3 separate regions of the Homo sapiens genome follow, and all the other regions are linked to region 2. The links are chromatin loops, found by intact Hi-C in ENCODE. Cell type or tissue: heart left ventricle. All regions are shown on one strand. Each heading gives the region's core, and the rest is flanking DNA. Links, peaks and the distances in the headings are about the cores only.

Region 1 (4,000 bases), core at 1-4,000, 550 kb before region 2:
AAGCTCTAATATGTTAGCAGGCAGAAGCATGCTTTTAATATTCATCATCTTTAAGTGCTACCAACTGACATTTAGTACTAAATGTGCAGATATGGGTGCTGAGCAAAACAGAGCTAGGAAGAGGACTTGCTAATTTGTATTCTAGATGGAAATCTTAAATTAGTTTCTGAGATTTTTAAATGGATTTTTAAATGCTGGGCACATAGGAAATTGAGTTCATATTAATATTTATAAGGTTTGAGAAGATATTTAGTGAAATATTTGTATAATTTAATTTTGGTCATAATCAAGTAGTAAACCATAACAAGAAGGACATTGTACTTTAGTCTGGTGGCTGTTTTGTGACTTAGGAATATCCTTCTGGAAAAGCCCTGAATGACACACATACACATACATACATGCTTCAAAAGTTCTTCTTTATTAGAACCCAGAAACCAGAGGTTATTTATATATAAATACCTTGGGTTGGATTGTTTTGTGTTAATTTTAAGTTAATTAATTTAGAAATCAGTGTTGATAATGATTTCTTTAAAAGCATTTATTGACAGTTCTGCAGAACTCTATAATCTAGCTGCTTTTATATTCTTTATTATACAGAACAGCTCCGTTGGTTCATAGAATACCTGCTTCCTGTAGTTTTGCTTAGGGCTAATTGAGTTTAATGTAGTTTTGTGTGCAGAAGGTATTGACTTGTGCATAGTATTTAATTTGTGTAAATATGTGTGTATGTAATGTTTTGCCCCTCTGAGTTTTATTTTAAATGTAACCCTTGAAACTGGGATAATAGAAATTCTTAGCCTAGGCCTGCTAGCAATTGCAGGTGCCAACGGTTTAAACTGCTGTAGAAATACAATTATGAGCAGCCAAGAGCAAATCTTGTTTTAAGGTCCATGTGTAATGAATGCCTGTTAGTATCATAGAATACAATTAAAAAGAGGTTTACCTCTCCTAAGCTGTGATTGGTTCTTTCTGATGGAAGTGTAGAGTCCCATGAGTGGACTGTGTATTCAGCTCTTGGTGATTTAGACTCCAGTGAGCCTGGCATTCTGCAGGCTTGGATAAATTCAGGGCAGTTATAGTCAGGCAGAGATGAGAAAAGACTGAAAGATTAATGAGGGAGCTTAAAACAAAGCTTCAAAAATGAGAGCAACACACTGCTTGGTCTTATGTAATTGTGCCGAGTAGAAGTCAGTCTTGGCTGCTGTTGTTTAAAAATTTTAAGAGGTTGGCAGAAAATATTTGTTATAAAAATTGTATCTTGAGAATAATAGTGAAAACCTAGGACATAAGATCTAATTCTTGGTTGCTTGTGTATGCCCTCCAAGACACACCCTTCTCTTCATCCTGCTTTTATTGCAGTTTGACCAAGCACCCTGCTTTCCTGCTGCCCCCCACCACTTCTTTTTGGCAAGGACCCTTATTGATGACTGATGTCCAAGCCCTGGCTGCCTCCAGGAGATGCACGTCTGGGACGTGCTCCTAGAGTTCACGTTGATGCTCTCTCACTACAAGGCCTGAAAGATCGGGAGCATATAGAGGTGTGAGAGCCCTCTGGGGAGATAATCTAAGGGATTGTTGGTGACCTATGGCCATTTCTGGTTGATGGTTTTAAATAGCAGTTGGTTAACATTTCTTCTATAGAACTTAAGGGATGCTAATGGCTTTAAAATGCTATTTTGCCTTTGAAAATCCTCTTAATAGATGCTCTAACGAACCTTCCATTTACGTGATAGGCACGGTTGAGCTCTGCAGTGAAGCTGTTCATACTGTTAATGTGAAGCTGGGCACTTAAAGGGGAAAAAGCAGCTCATAAATAACGTGGCGCAGGTGAATCACTTCTGAAATCTAGAGCTTGCCAATACCAGTGAAGAAGAGCTGCCTTGGAGGAGAAATTGCCAACTCTCAAGCAAATTCTTCAGCGCTTCAATCTAGACACACACCAGCCTTTTAACTTTGCTTTCTGTTTCCTCTTCAAGGAGTTTGTCGCCACCTACAGGAAACAGGAAGCACAATAACCCACTCAGTCTCTGAGTGACACCTGGTTTCTTCCATTGGTCATTCCTCATCGCAGTTTTTATACATTTTATCACTTGTTCATCATATAGTATTTATCAAGCTTTTTTCTTGGCTATGGAATGAGGCTAAGGTCTATGGAAGAAAAGGTTCTATCTGCACTAGCTGTTTGGCAGGAGATTCCTCACCCTTAATTGCTTTTTAAGGTCTCTGTCTGTTTCTGCTGTCATGTTCTTTTCCACGAACACACCAACAAGAGAGAACAGACTTACCGATTGGGGCTCTGTAGTATATAGCATGTAAAAGTACTAGTGCTGACTTACTCACAATTTTGCCTTCTTTTGTTTGTTGGAGAGAGCATGGCACCAAAATCATCATTTTTATTGTTGATGTTGTTGATTTTGTTTTCTTTTGCCTTATTTAGAGAAAAATGTTAGGTAGTTAAAAACCTACATAGCAAAGAAAGTTCAAGATGCATGATGCAGTTCAGAGAAGTCTAAAGGAAGACATGTGATTACTTTTACGGGTACATTAAGGGTGTTGAAGAGATAATTAGAATCAATTATTTTCATTCATTAGCATCTCATAACTATATCACTGAGTTAAGTTGTTCCCCATTGTTTGAAACAAGAGTGAGTTGGCTTGAAAGGAGTTAAGAAGAATGCAGGGTTTTTCTCCTTCATATATGAATGCCTGTGGCTCTTTCTTTTTCCCACAGCATCTTTAACCCAGATCCTCTCCTGAACTCCTTCTGGGTTCTTTGTATGGCTATCTGCTTCTCCTGGAACAGCAACTTAACATATCCTAGACCAAGTCCATTGTGGCCCAAATTAGATTGATCCCACTTTTTTTTTTTTCCTTTTTCGTATCTCTCCTCTTAAAAGAGCAGCAGAAACCACTGCCACATAATGAATCCTCCTTCAGAATATTTACGTTTTGTTTTGTTCTCCTTTTCCTCCTCCCTCTTCCTTTGGGCAAGCGATACTATAATCATCCACTGTCCTAGGAAATAATTCTTAGTTATCTTTCTCAGTTCAACACCTCTCTACTACTAAGTCCAAATAAGTTGCTTTACCTTTGTAACGTTTCGTGAACTTCCTTCATCTGAAACTGAATCTGTGCTTTATTCTTCTTACCATCATTTCATCATCTTGAATTTTCTGTAACTCAACCTCTTCCGCATCATTTAGCTCCAGAAATTCTTACTAGTTGACTTTTAGTAGATTTGGGAAATGGGCTGTTGGCTAGAAAGAGCTATCTAATCAAGTGAAATTTCACCCATCTACTTTCCCTGCACCCCACTTCCATGTTTATGCTGTGGAATTTCAAGACTGGTTTTAGATATTATCTTAGAGTTTTTATTTAAACATCAAAAGTAACTTAGGGTAAGAAAATACATCAGTGGCTTGTTGGGAAATGTCACACAGTGCTGGAAGATTATAGATACAATATTTTATATATTTCTACCGAATAGTTGACTAAAAGTTGCTCAAAATTATAATACATTTATCTAAAGAAGATAAACACATCATCAATAAGCATGAAAAGATGTTCAATGCCATTAGTCACTAGAGAAATGCAAATCAAAACCACAGTGAAGTACCACTTCAGACCCAGTAGGATAGCTAGAATTTAACAAGAAGACAATAACAGGTGTTGACAAGGATATGGAGAAACTGGAGCTCTTATATGTTGCTAGTGGTAATGTAAAATGGTGCAGCCAATTTGGAAACAGCTTGACAGTTCCTCAAAGTGTCAAGCATAGAGTTACCAATATGACACAACAGTTACACTCCTAGTTATATACCCAGGAGAATTAAAACGTGTCTGTGCAAAACATGTACATGAATATTATATTATTATTTATAATGTAATGCATTATATTATTAAGCAGGGATGATTCATAATCAAAAAAATGGAAACAATATCCAATATCCATTTATTGATGAACAAACAATATGTGGTATAGCCAAATAACAGAATATTA
Region 2 (8,145 bases), core at 2,199-6,198:
TTGACTGTGTGATAGCTGGAAAAAGTTAAATGCTCTTCCCTTCATTATCAGAAAGAGTTTTATTCTGACTGAAGTGAACAATATGAAGAGACACTACAGAGCTCTGGCGAAGGAAGAAAAGTTTCTTATATCCACAGAGCCACACTTCAAAGTGTCCTGTGAAAAGGTTCCACTTTAATTAGGGGGAGGAAATTGCCATGTAACTTAATTAATATCAAAAACATTTTTTCCTTCAATACAAGAAAGAAAGATGGCTACAGAGAGAGGGGGAAAGGAACTGACAGTGAGTGTGGACAGGCCTGCTCGTGGCCAGCATAATGATAAACTTTGTTTCTAATTACTCCAAATATGTCCTAGGTTCAATTAAGAACTTTAAAGCCACAACGGGTTCTTTGTCACAATGGAGGTCTTCCTCCTCCATCCCTGATGCACTAGCCTTTATACACAATAAAGTGAAGGCCTGAGATGGTTATAGTTCAGGAGGGAACACAGAAACCCTGTTTTATTTCAATTATCTAGGAAGCATTTGCAGGAAGTGGTTTGGGAGAGTGGGATCATCAGCTCCAAGTGCCTTTGATGGACATGCTCCTTCCTCCAGGGACCCCGACCCTGTCAAGTCACCTTCCTCCCTCCCAGCTGCTCTGGGGGAGACTCCTGGGCATTTGCCTGGTTTCCCTTGTCTCTTCACAGTCAAGCCACCAGATCTCTCCTACCTCCAAATTATCTCTCAAATCTGTCCTCTTCTCTACTGCCACCATACAGAGTCACTTCTCATCTCCCCCAAAGGATTTACAAATAAGCTCCTCACTGGTCTTTTCATTTTCCTTCTTGCCCACTGGAGCCTAGTCTTCAGCCAACAGCCAAAATGACCTTTTACAAGACATAACATCATGCCATTCCTCTGCTCAAAAACCTCTGATGCTGTCTCGTCATTCTTGGGAAGAAAACTTAAAGATTCCTTAGCAAGGACTACCAAGACCCTGCATGATTTTGACCCTGTCTAACTCTCTCATCCTTGTTCTTGACCACTAGCCAGAGAGTCAAGGTCTTTGTCATCGTGTTCCTTCTGTTTGGGACACTCTTCTAGACCTGCTTCACCCACTAGATCTCAGCTGAAATCACTCCTATTTAACTTTTTTGAGTCCTGACTTAAACATTGTTTACTCTGGGAAGGATTATGAGACACCATTTCCCCTGCCTCCATCTAAGTTAAATCCTCATATTACATACTCCCATAGAATACTACACTTCTTTGAAACACACATCAGAATTGTAATCAGTTAACTGTGTGGCCAAATACTGGTTTGATATTTTTCTTTGCCCCTGGACTGTAAGCCAGGTAAAAGCAGAGACCATGTCTGTTTTGTCACAGTTATTTGCTCAGTTGCTCACTCAGAATCACGGCAAACAGTGTTCTAATCTCCACTGGATCATTTCAATCACATAGCAAGCCAATGAGGTGCACCATCTTATTAAACCCATTTCACAGATATAGAATTTGAAGCACAGAGGTCAGATACTCTCAAAGCCACACAGGTAGCAGATGGCAGTCTTGCTCCTGAGTCCTGCTTTTCATCACTGTACTATGCTCACACGGGAAGAACCACAATACACAGTTGTTGAAGAAGGAAGGAAGGAAGCCAGGAAAATGGATCTCGAATAGTTGGAGGAAAACTGATCAGAAAATACTAGGCATGACTCTATGGACCCAGCCCTCCAACTCATGGAAATGCCTCATCCTGCCCAATACAATCTGTCTTCAACACTCCCAGGAAAGACTCCAGCTTCATGACTCTTACTAGGAAAGAGCACAACCTGAGAATGTGCCCTGAGAATGTTAAGATGTAGGTTAAGCTCAGCAGTTTTTATCTCCTCATTCTTTGCTCCCAACCAGGCTTCTAGTTCACCCCATTTCCTTAAACATGAGAATATACAATAAATGCATAGAGTAGGGCTACAGTCCCCAAATCATGTAACAAGGTATCCTGGGTCACCATAGTGAACTCACATTCCTGTAGTATATGTTAATTTTTGAAGAGAGACACAAAGCTACTCAACTTCCACTAAACATTGAGCAAATTACTAACTCAAAGTAGTTTACAGTTTCAACATTAGATCTCACGATTTCCTGTCTGTTAGGTCATATCTTTTTGAAGGTGTGTTTTCTGTGGTTGCTGCGATAAGAAGCAAGTCCTTCATAAAAATCATTGTGAAACAAAGTGTTGGTGTCCAACATTTGAGAAGTTGTGCAGTGCCCAACAGGTGCACACAGCCCATTCGTACATAATTATTGTTTAGGAATAAAATAAAAATGTTTTTTCTTTCAGTTCATAATGTTTTCAAATGGCTATTAAGTTATTGGGACATTAATACTTATAAAGTTGTTTGACCCTAGCTATTTGAAAAAATGCAGCTGTTAGTTCTTTTGTCATGAGGGTACCATGAAAAACTACTGATAGACTAACAATGCTCTGAACCAAACAAGTGTGGGAATCTCTGGGGTAGGGTGTCAGAGGTATGCATAATCGGGGCAGACATACTAATATGATAGATATATTAGATAGACTCCCACTTAAACAGGATCACCTTGATAGGATGTAATTTTCCCCTAAGGTGATGTCATCTTGACAGATTACTTTACAATGAGTTAAGGAAAAAGGGAACACCCAGGCCCACCCAGTGCCAAACCCCACTGGGCTCCCAGCACGAAGGCTTCTCCCAGATGTGCGCACACATCCAACTGCAGACAGCCTGTCGCAGCCCAGCCCCGAGCCTTGAAGGACAGGCTTGTAATTGACAGTATCTCCGCTGCCCTCGGAGAGCACTGCCTCGAGCCAGAGGTCTCTCCACAACAGCAAAGAAAAGCTTCTTAACTTCCTGCGCTTCACGCAAGGCAAGGCCGTCTGTTATCAGCCGCAGATGGGAGCCTCAGCAGCCTCCCACTCTGGAGAGCTCGGTGGAAACAGGCTTGGCAGGTGGACAAAACGGACAAGATGACAAGTGCTGTTAAATAGCAACCCGCAGGTTGTTGTAACACATGCCTGGGACCTTGCTCCTCGTGGGCTCTCCTGTGCCCGGACACGGGGGCCGCTGGATCAGAGGATGCAGCACTCCCCATAATCCCTGAGGCTGCTGTGCAGCCACCCTCATCCTCCCCAGGCCTCTGCAGACACAGGAGCACTTCTGGCCCTCCCAAGCTGTCTCCTAGCAGATCCTCCCTTTTAATGCCCAGGTCCTCCCATGGAGAGAGATAAAGACCCACAGGAGAGGTGTTTGGGTCATAGCAGCTGATGCCTTGTGAGTGGCACTGTGCCATCCTTGCAGTAATGAATTGCATTCTCACTGTGGCCAGACTGGATTAGTTCCCACAGGAACAGATTCATTCCCCTGAGAGTGGCTGGGTTTTTTTGTTTTTTTTTTTCGTTTTTTTGTTTTTTCTTTTCTTCCAGAAGGCTGCTGGAGTTTTACCTCTTAGCAAGTATCTACCACCCTTTGACCTTCTTTGCCATGTTATGAGGCAGTGCAAAAGCCCTGGCCAGAAGTCAGGGCCATGACCTTGAACTTCCCAGCCTTCAGAGCCCTCTATTAAATAAGCCTTTTATCTGTATAAATTAAAGAGGGGAAAACCCCCACAGGAAGGGAGGCTTTCAGTTTGTTTCAGATGCTTGCGTTCACTCACTCATTCCCACGTGGGGGACACCTACATGCCAGGCGCTATTCACCTTTCTCATATCCTTTTTCTCAAGAACTCAGTGGAATGTGCTCCCTGTGCCCTGTGCACCCTGAAAGGTAATAAATGGAATGAGATGAGTGGTCAGGAGCCCTTTGGAGATGCAAGATCCTCCCTCCTACCACTCAACAGGCTGATGAGTTGAGGTTTCTAATTTCTAGAAAAGGTGTTGTCCTCTTGCCCCCCCTAACAACTGCTTTCTCCAGTCCAGGAGAGCTTAACAAAAGCTATTCAGGGCCTTATTCTCTCCTCGTCCCACCTTGAAGGCCCTGGGGTCTGTCTAGCAGAGGGAGGCAAACCCTGGCCAGCCTCTCACCCTGTGCTGCCTAAAAGCGTACGGCCTAGATCTGCCTCCTGCCTGAAGGCGGACCTGGAGGAAGGAAGACAGCGACAAGAGGTGCAGGTAGCTTCCCACTTAGGTGCACCCAGCGTCCCCTATTTGGGAGGCTTGCAGCTTGGCAGTCCCCCAGAGCGGACCCACTGCCAGAAGTATGTCGCCAGCTTCTTTCATCCAAGCCAGAGATGTCTGTCATATCGTCATCCCCCCAGCTGTAGGACTTACTATAATTTCATACAGTTCTGTAGACAGATATTGAAAAGGCATCTGGAAAAATTGATAGCATATCAAGGCAAAGATTTCAGAAAAGCCATTTTTTAAATGTCCAGCCATAGGTACCAGCGCACAGTCCTCATAGACACAGTCAAGGTCCCTGAAGGCCTGTTTCCTGATGTTAGAGCGCCCCCTTTGGAGATGATGCTCCTACTGCAACTGGCAGCGCAGGCTTCTCTCCACGCCTTGCAGGAGCTCGGGCTTGAGTCAAGAAGGGAAAAAGCAAGAGATGGGGAAGGAAAAAGGGAAAGGGCGAAAGGGGGAAGGAGAAATGAGGCTGACCTCCAGGGAGCACCTTTCAGTGGGACAAGGACCACGCCACAACACTCGGCATGCGCAGTCTCATTACGTCCTCATACACAAAATGAGCCTCCAGCCAGTTTATTAATGAAGCCATGGAGAATGTAAGGAGCCCTCCTCCGAAGGACACACAAGGAGTGGCTGCCAGGGTTACCGTCCCGGCGGATAACCAAATACGCTGTATGCAGTTTGGTTCAGGAAAATCATGACTAGCAGCCGCCTCCTTCACATCTTGCTTCACAACGGCCTTTTTCAGATTCTCCACTGAAATCACAATGAAAAGAAACAACTGTGTCCGAAGGACTAAACAAGAAGTTTTGCAGGACTTTAGATGGAAATGGAGAGTACACCTGGAGTAACAATAGTCAAGGGCAGGTTTTACAAATGTTCTTTTTCTCTGCATTTCCATGTTGTGCCTTCTCTCTGCCCTTAGTGATAGTGAACAGGTGGCAGCTGCCACAGCGTGCAAACAGCCCCAGACTGAAACTCAGAAACATGGAACATGCTCTGGTACAATAGTGCTGGGGCTTCTGCAGGGTTTGGTCAGTAAGGAGAGAAACTGCTGAGCTTCACGTTTTGATCAGTTTCCGGGAAGCAGTTTCAAGAGCAGTAGAGGCATTACCTGCCTCACTTTGGTAGGCCAACTGAGGGCCGTAGAGAGAGAGATGGGTGAGGAAATTAGCTCTCATGATTATGGAGGCTGAGAAGTCATGCGATCTGCCGTCTTAAGCTGGAGACCCAGGAAAGTTGATGATGTAGTCCAGACGAAACCCAAAGGCCTGAGAATCAGGAGAGTGAATGGTGTAAGTTTCAGTCTGAGGATAGGAGCAGACAAGAGATGTCTAAACTCAGTCAGGCAGAGAGAAGAAATTCTCCCTTCTTCCACCTTTTGTTCTACTTAGGCCCTCAACAGATAGGATAATCCTCACCCCCACTGGGGAAGGCAATCTACTTTACTCAGTCCCGATTCAAATGCTAATCTTATCTGTAAACAATCCCACAGACACACCCAGAAATAATGTTTAGTCAAATGTCTGGGTACCCTGTGTCCTAGTCAAGCTGACACATAAAATTAACCATCATACCAGTGGATGACATGAAGAGGAACAAAGAACTAGTCCAAAGTGCAGAGAGAAATCCAGGGTCCTGGGGTGAGAAGCCAAGCCCAGAAGTGGGGGGCAAGTATTGCAGACAGGAACACAAGAAAAGAAAGAAGGTCATTCTTTAGAAGGATCTTGAATGCAAACTTTGTTGAGTCAAGGGCAAAGGGGCGGGGGGTTCTTATCTGGAAGCATCTTAAAGACACAGCTGTTTGAGTTGGTCTGGAGATGGAGAGACCCAGAGGAAGAGCTATGAGTGCCCAGAATGGGGTGGGGGGGGGGTGGGAGTGGGTTGTGTAGGGCATGGGCTTGCCCCTGACTGAACCCAAGGCTCTGTCTTGGAGTCCATTGAAGGAGCCTAGGATGAGAACAGAGGAAGTTGTACACTAAAGAATCCTCTTTGGTAGGAGCATGCTTCCCTGTGGGCCTGTGTTTGAGTGGAAGCCTGGCTCCCCTTAAGGAACAGACATCAGGGTTAGTGCACTGAGATCATCTCACCTGTTCCTCTGCCTTCATACCCCAGTGCCTTCAAATCCTCTCAACCACACAAGGATGTATTCTACTTTGAGTAGTAGAGAAGGCTGAAAAGAATATTTTCATGCATGCCCTCCAAAAATAAGATCCTGGAATGCCAGGAGAAAAGGGATGAAAACAAGGTCTGGTTCAATAATGCTCTGATGAAGAGAGACAGACTATGCTGAGACGATTTCCAGGGGATGAGCCTGAAGCCTGCCTCTGTCCTCAGAGTGCTGAACCCCGCTTTCTGTCTGATGACTGTCTCCATGAGCCAAGCACATCAGTGGGGCAGGGTAGAAAAGATGGGCCTGTTTTCAGAGGGACAAAACGTAGGGGTACTTCTTCCAAAGGACCTTGCTGGGGAGTCAGATGTGGTGTTGGTGTCCATGGCGTTTCCCTCTTCTCTGCTTGATTCAGTGAGCTGGGTTGGCCTGAATAGTGTCCTAATAAAGCTGAGGTCACTATTTGAGTCCTACATGGGCAAATTAACCCTTCAAAGAAGCTAGCACTGTTCCAAAACCCTAGACACCCAGAACATCACATATTACATGTAAGATATTGAATATTAAGCAGTATTATTGAAAACGTTGCCTATCACCCAATGTCTCCTAAATGAAGTGCCACATGGGAAGTTATTCTCAGGATTTAGAATCAGAACTTTTTTTTTTAATCCCCTAAGAATAGGGGATAGTTTCCTTTTTTGCTTTAGCTACTAGGAAGCTCCAATCAGAGTCTGTACTAATTACCACGAATGTGTTAATTAATCTTTTGGATTAATATATTGGTTAACTCCCTTTTTCTCCATTCCCAACTTCCCTTTTTGTTTTCTACTTAGTTATCTTATCTTAGATATCCTTTGTTTAAGCTGTTCACGCTATCTTTGGAAAGAGAAATATTTCTACAAGGGACAAGAGACTACTTAATGGACATTTACGACCACAGCTGGAAAAGCCACACAAAGCGTCCGTTTTCATGGCAGGAGCCCACATTACATCAACACTGTCTTCGAAGATAAAGGACAGTCTTCTGTGTTTCTGTCTCTTCCCCTGCTACCACCCTCACAAGGACCAAGTGTCAAGGGAATTCTTTAATCTCCTCTACTTTAATTGGTGAGAGAAAGTGGTGCCACTCATCAGTGCTTTAATTTGGAGGGATTTAATTAGATCTAATGACCAGATAAATGGAGAACTCTGAATAAGGACCTTTGGGGACTGAATGGTGTGAAGAGGATTATGTTGTTATATTTCCCTGCATTCGTTGCCATGGCTAAGGCCACAATGGAAAGAGAAGCAGAGCGCTAACAAGAGTCAGAAATGGATGCCATTGAGAGGGAGATAGGAGAGGACAGAGGGTCATCCTTGGGGCCATAGTGGAGAAGGCACTCAGAGCAAAGGGTGAGGTACACGCAAAGGATGCAGTGAGAGTGAGCACTCACGAGGACTGAGTGAATTGGGTCCACTGCCCAAGTATCCTTCCCTTTAGCTGATCCTCCCTCCCAGTTGACCTGTGTCCAAACCATTCTGTCTCCCTGTGACCCTGGCATCTTTCTCACCTTTAAGGAAGGCCACAGGCCTGGTCCAAGAATGAGTAGAACTATTCACTTGTCAGGCTTCCCCTGAGCTGATGCTGAAAACAACCTGTCCCCCTTGACAAGTCGCCTTTATCTAGTATGAGCAGGATCACTTTGAATATCCTTGTGCTGTCACTTAGGACCTGGAGTGTCAGACATTTGTCTCCCCTCAAAGATCATCTGTCAGAGTTACTACGGTATTCTGGTTCCAAGAGCCCTGAGGGAAAGTTTCTGGGAGTGGAGAGGGAGAGGGGATACAGGGAATGAAGTCAGTCTGCAAATACTCCACATTTGACCCATTCCCAAAGGTGGGTAGGTG
Region 3 (4,000 bases), core at 1-4,000, 180 kb before region 2:
CTACCATACTGATCTCCTTATTATGATTATTCTGAACTTTATATTGTCTCCCATGACACAAAAATATAAATTTTCTCCTTGGTCCCTGCCATGGTCCGAATATGTCCCCCAAAATTCATATGTTGACATGTAATCGCCAATGAGATAGTATTAAGAGGTGGCATCATTAAGAATGGAGCCCTTAGGGTAGGATTAGGGCCCTTATTAAAAGGCTTGAGGGAGGCCAGGCATGGTGGCTCATGCCTGTAATCCCAGCACTTTGGGAAGCTGAGGCGGGCAGATCACCTGAGGTCAGGAGTTCAAGACCAGCCTGGCCAACATGGGGAAATCCTGTCTCTAATAAAATATCTCACACGACTATAATTTCAGCTACTTGGGAAGCTGAGGCAGGAGAATTGCTTGAACCCAGGCAGTGGAGATTGCAGTGAGCCAAGATTGCACCACTGCACTCCAGCCTGGGTGACAGAGTGAGACTCCATCTCAAAAAAGAAAAAAAGGCTTGAAGGAGTGAGTTTATTCCTTTCCATTCTCTTCCACCATGTAAGGACACAGAGTTTGTTTCTTCTCAAAAGGATGCAGCAACAAGGCACCATCTTGGAAGTGGAGAGCAGCCCTTGCCAGACACCAAACCTTCCAGGGCCTTTATCTTGGACTTCCCAGCTGCCAGAACTCTGAGAAATAAATTTCTGTTCTTTATAAATTACCCAATATTCTGTTACAACAGCACAAATGGACTAAGACAGTCCCCCAGCTTATACACACCATACCCATTCAAGGGACTGCCAGTGATGGAGGGGGACGCTTTCCTCACCAGTTCAAGAAACATGGTGAGAAGAACACTGCTCCAACCTCCACACCTTTCTTGCCTCCAACACTCTTTCCCAGCCCATTCACCTCATGCTCTCTGATATGGTAGCACCTATGGATGGGTCAACACATAAACTGCTTTAGGGGCCAGGGGCTGAGCACCTCTCTCCAGAAGCCAAGAGCACTAAGCCTTTTAGCCCAAGTAGTCTGAGGCTGCTTTGCAAGCAGGATGTTTTTGAAATGGATTTGACTAGTGCTCTGAGCCTGGGAGACTGGAGAGGCTGAACTCCATTTGTCAGGGCACCATTTCTTTGTGTGTGTTGAATGTCATTAGCAGCCATGAAGGAGCACATGGTTTGGGAGGCTGGTGCACCAGTGAAATGGCAGCAGGCCCTGTCCATGGCTGAGGGGGTCAGTAGTATAGGGGCCTCCAGTAGAGACTCCACAGCTATCCTATATTAGCAATTCAGAAGGGACTGGCAGTAACTTTGAATTTTCCCCTGACAGCCAGCTCCTGGGAGCTATGAGTTAAGCAGAGGCACCTGCCAACTGTAACATTACTGCATTCCCTGAACAATGCACGGTGGCGGCAGCAGCCTGGATGGGGAGGCCAAGCCCTTTCTTTCTGAAAGGAATGGCATAACACAATGATTGCAATGCATCTCAGCTGCTTGCATGGCATTGCATATACCTGATTCATAGAAACGTAGAGCTGGGTGAAGACTTAGACATCATGCAGTTCAGCCTCTTCATTCTATGCATGCAGATATTGCTGAGTTGATGAAAGTTACAAAACGGCCAAGTTAGGACCTGAACCCGGATTTCCTAGCCTTAACTCTGTTCTCTCCCAATATTTTCCCATGTTGGTGGGGGAGGAGAGGGTGGGTAATGAGATAAATTAATTGGAACAGACAAACAAAAGAGTAACAGAATCACAGTGCATCTAATATCTAGCAGTCATTTAATAAATTTTTTTCTAAATTGGTATGCCTTCTGATTTTGCCAAGTTTTTTAAAAGAGGATTCCTAGTTGTTTATTGTATTTATCACTACAATTTACTTGTAGTAAAATGTATTTTTCTTCCTTGCCTTAGCATATATGAATTTCTATTGCAGCCAGTGAGATTCAAGAAAATCACATCTGGATGCTGGGACTCCATATCAATAGTAGCAAAGGATGGATTGACACTGGCTGGGGCTGAGTTTGGTGCAACCAGTCTGGAAGCAAGGAGAGGAATAAGGTGACAGCCACTAGAGGTCTCTTTAAGTCCTAGGATGAGATCATTTCAAGCATCTGCAGACACCCACCCAGAGTTTGTTTAGGTGGAGAAGTTTAAAAGCAGTAGGCTACCAGAATTGATAGGTCTTGGGGAAAAGCAGAAGTATTAAGAAAGCCCTTGATATTTGAGTAGAAACACCCTACAATGAATGGACGAAAGAGTGAATGTTGTCAGATTTGGGTAAGGGTGTGCGTGTGTATGTGTGTGTATGTGCATGCTCACACACATAAAAGAGGCTATATAACAGTGGCAGGGTGGTAAAGAAGGTGGCCTTTCCTCCTTACTGTCTCCTTCCCATCCCCACCAACCTCCTTCCAATTTCAATCCTTTCTAGAAGGAATTCAGGGACCTCTTTCAGCTGAGTTCTGCCTCCTGAGCTTAGAAGTAGGCTCTATGGTAATGACATTCAATTTTTAAACACAAATTCGCCAGAACTTTTACATACAAAAGGATGTATCCCTGCTTCCCATAGTTATCTTGAGAAACTCTGTCTACCCTCCATGCAGTAAAGAGGGCTGCCTTTGCTCATGTCATCCTTGGAACTCTTCACTGTGTGTAAATCTTTCTTGTGGCTTTGGGACTCAGTCAAAAGGTTGTGCACAACCAAGTCTTTGTTCAAGGAGGGAGATCAGCCAATGTGGCTCTATGGTAATGAGAATGGCACTCTTCTAACCTTTACCAACTTGTCTTTGTCATCGGTGATGGAAATGTTTAACTATACCTTCCCCAGCTGTACAATTTACAACCATTGTTTAAACAACAACAACAACAACAACAACAACAACACAGTAATATAACCCTTGCAATGCTAACTCTTGGGTAGAGTAGACTGTCACTCCCTCCTCCCCATTATCTTCAATCTGTTAACATGGAAAGAGCACCAAGGGTTATTAGAAGGCATGGGCTTGAATTCCAGTTCCGTTATTCCAGTTCCGTTACTTACCAGCTGTGCGAACTTGAGCACGTCACTTCACCTCTGAATTTCAGTTTTCAAAACTATAGAAAGTGGATTAAATGTTTACCTTCAAAACTTGTGGTGAGGATTAAGTGAACTAATGTGAGAAAGTATCTGGTGCAGGGTAGATGTTTAATGAATGTTTTATATTATTTTAAGTGTGGTAGCAGCCAGAGGTGGGAGAAGTTTGTCTCTTTCTATCCTGGCCTTCCAACCTTCCTTGATATTCATTGCCATGCCTTGTGATATCTCCCGGCATATCACATTCTTTCTCTTTCACCTAGAAGCTATTGGGAGGTGGTGGAGGAAGAGTGCAAGTAATGAAAGGGAATGAATAAGTAGAGTCAGGCATGGCTCCACACCCAGCTTAGGAATGACATGGACCTCAGACCACAAATCCCATTGAGGTGAAAATACCCTTCCCACCATCAGGCTCTATAAGGCTGTGTCTTATCCAGAAAATTGTTTCTCTTTAGGAAAGAAGGGAGTCTCTGGGAGAAGGCATGCTGGACAGGGCCTGAGGTCCCTTCTCTGTGCTCCATGCTAAGTGCCGGGGGTTCAGTGGTGATGAAAACCCAGTCCCTGCCCTTGGGGGATTTACTGTGTCCTATTCTCTGGAAATTATTGTTGAAGAAAAAATAGGTACAATAGGAGCCTCTAAGATGGTTTTCAATAATCCTTGCTCCCAGATACTCACACACTTGTGCAAGTGCCTCCCCTTGACTTCAGGCTGGGCCTACTGACTTCTTTCTAACAAGAGTATGACAAAAGTGATGGGATGTCACCTCTGAGATTAGGTTACCAATAGATGGTGACTCTGAGGAAAGACAGCTGGTCTGTTTTGAACTGCTCCATGGAAGAGCCCATGTAGTAAGGAATCTAGCTAGGGAGGACTCCTACCAACAGCCAGCAAAACACTGAGGTCCTCAGTTCAACAGCCCACAATGAACTGACTCTTG

Evidence for each region. Peaks named below come from ENCODE experiments on the same cell type or tissue, not always from the same donor. Only the 100,000 strongest peaks of a DNase experiment are listed, where the experiment ranks them.
Region 1: it touches region 2 in a loop (4-fold over the local background); 13 of 110 quality-filtered maps call a loop at or near these places.
Region 3: it touches region 2 in a loop (13-fold over the local background); 28 of 110 quality-filtered maps call a loop at or near these places.

The regions. Positions count from the first base shown.
Region 1 is chr11:115,322,761-115,326,760 of GRCh38, reverse strand. The region is part of intron 1 of CADM1 (cell adhesion molecule 1); the gene reads left to right. Among named protein-coding and RNA genes, the nearest start is that of CADM1-AS1, 72 kb to the left of the region's middle. In heart left ventricle, for the core only: a CTCF peak has its summit at 2,001 (motif pointing left); no DNase peak of the experiment used is centred there; H3K4me3 peaks cover 352 bases.
Region 2 is chr11:114,771,157-114,779,301 of GRCh38, reverse strand. LOC105369506 (a long non-coding RNA gene) reads left to right here. Exons shown (of 3, transcript XR_948042.3): 3 at 1-2,331. It also overlaps a transcript of NXPE2 not described here. Among named protein-coding and RNA genes, the nearest start is that of NXPE2, 97 kb to the right of the region's middle. In heart left ventricle, for the core only: a CTCF peak has its summit at 4,474; a DNase peak (open chromatin) is centred at 4,501; H3K27ac peaks cover 1,097 bases.
Region 3 is chr11:114,951,300-114,955,299 of GRCh38, reverse strand. No RefSeq gene overlaps it. Among named protein-coding and RNA genes, the nearest start is that of NXPE2, 270 kb to the right of the region's middle. In heart left ventricle, for the core only: a CTCF peak has its summit at 2,059 (motif pointing right); no DNase peak of the experiment used is centred there.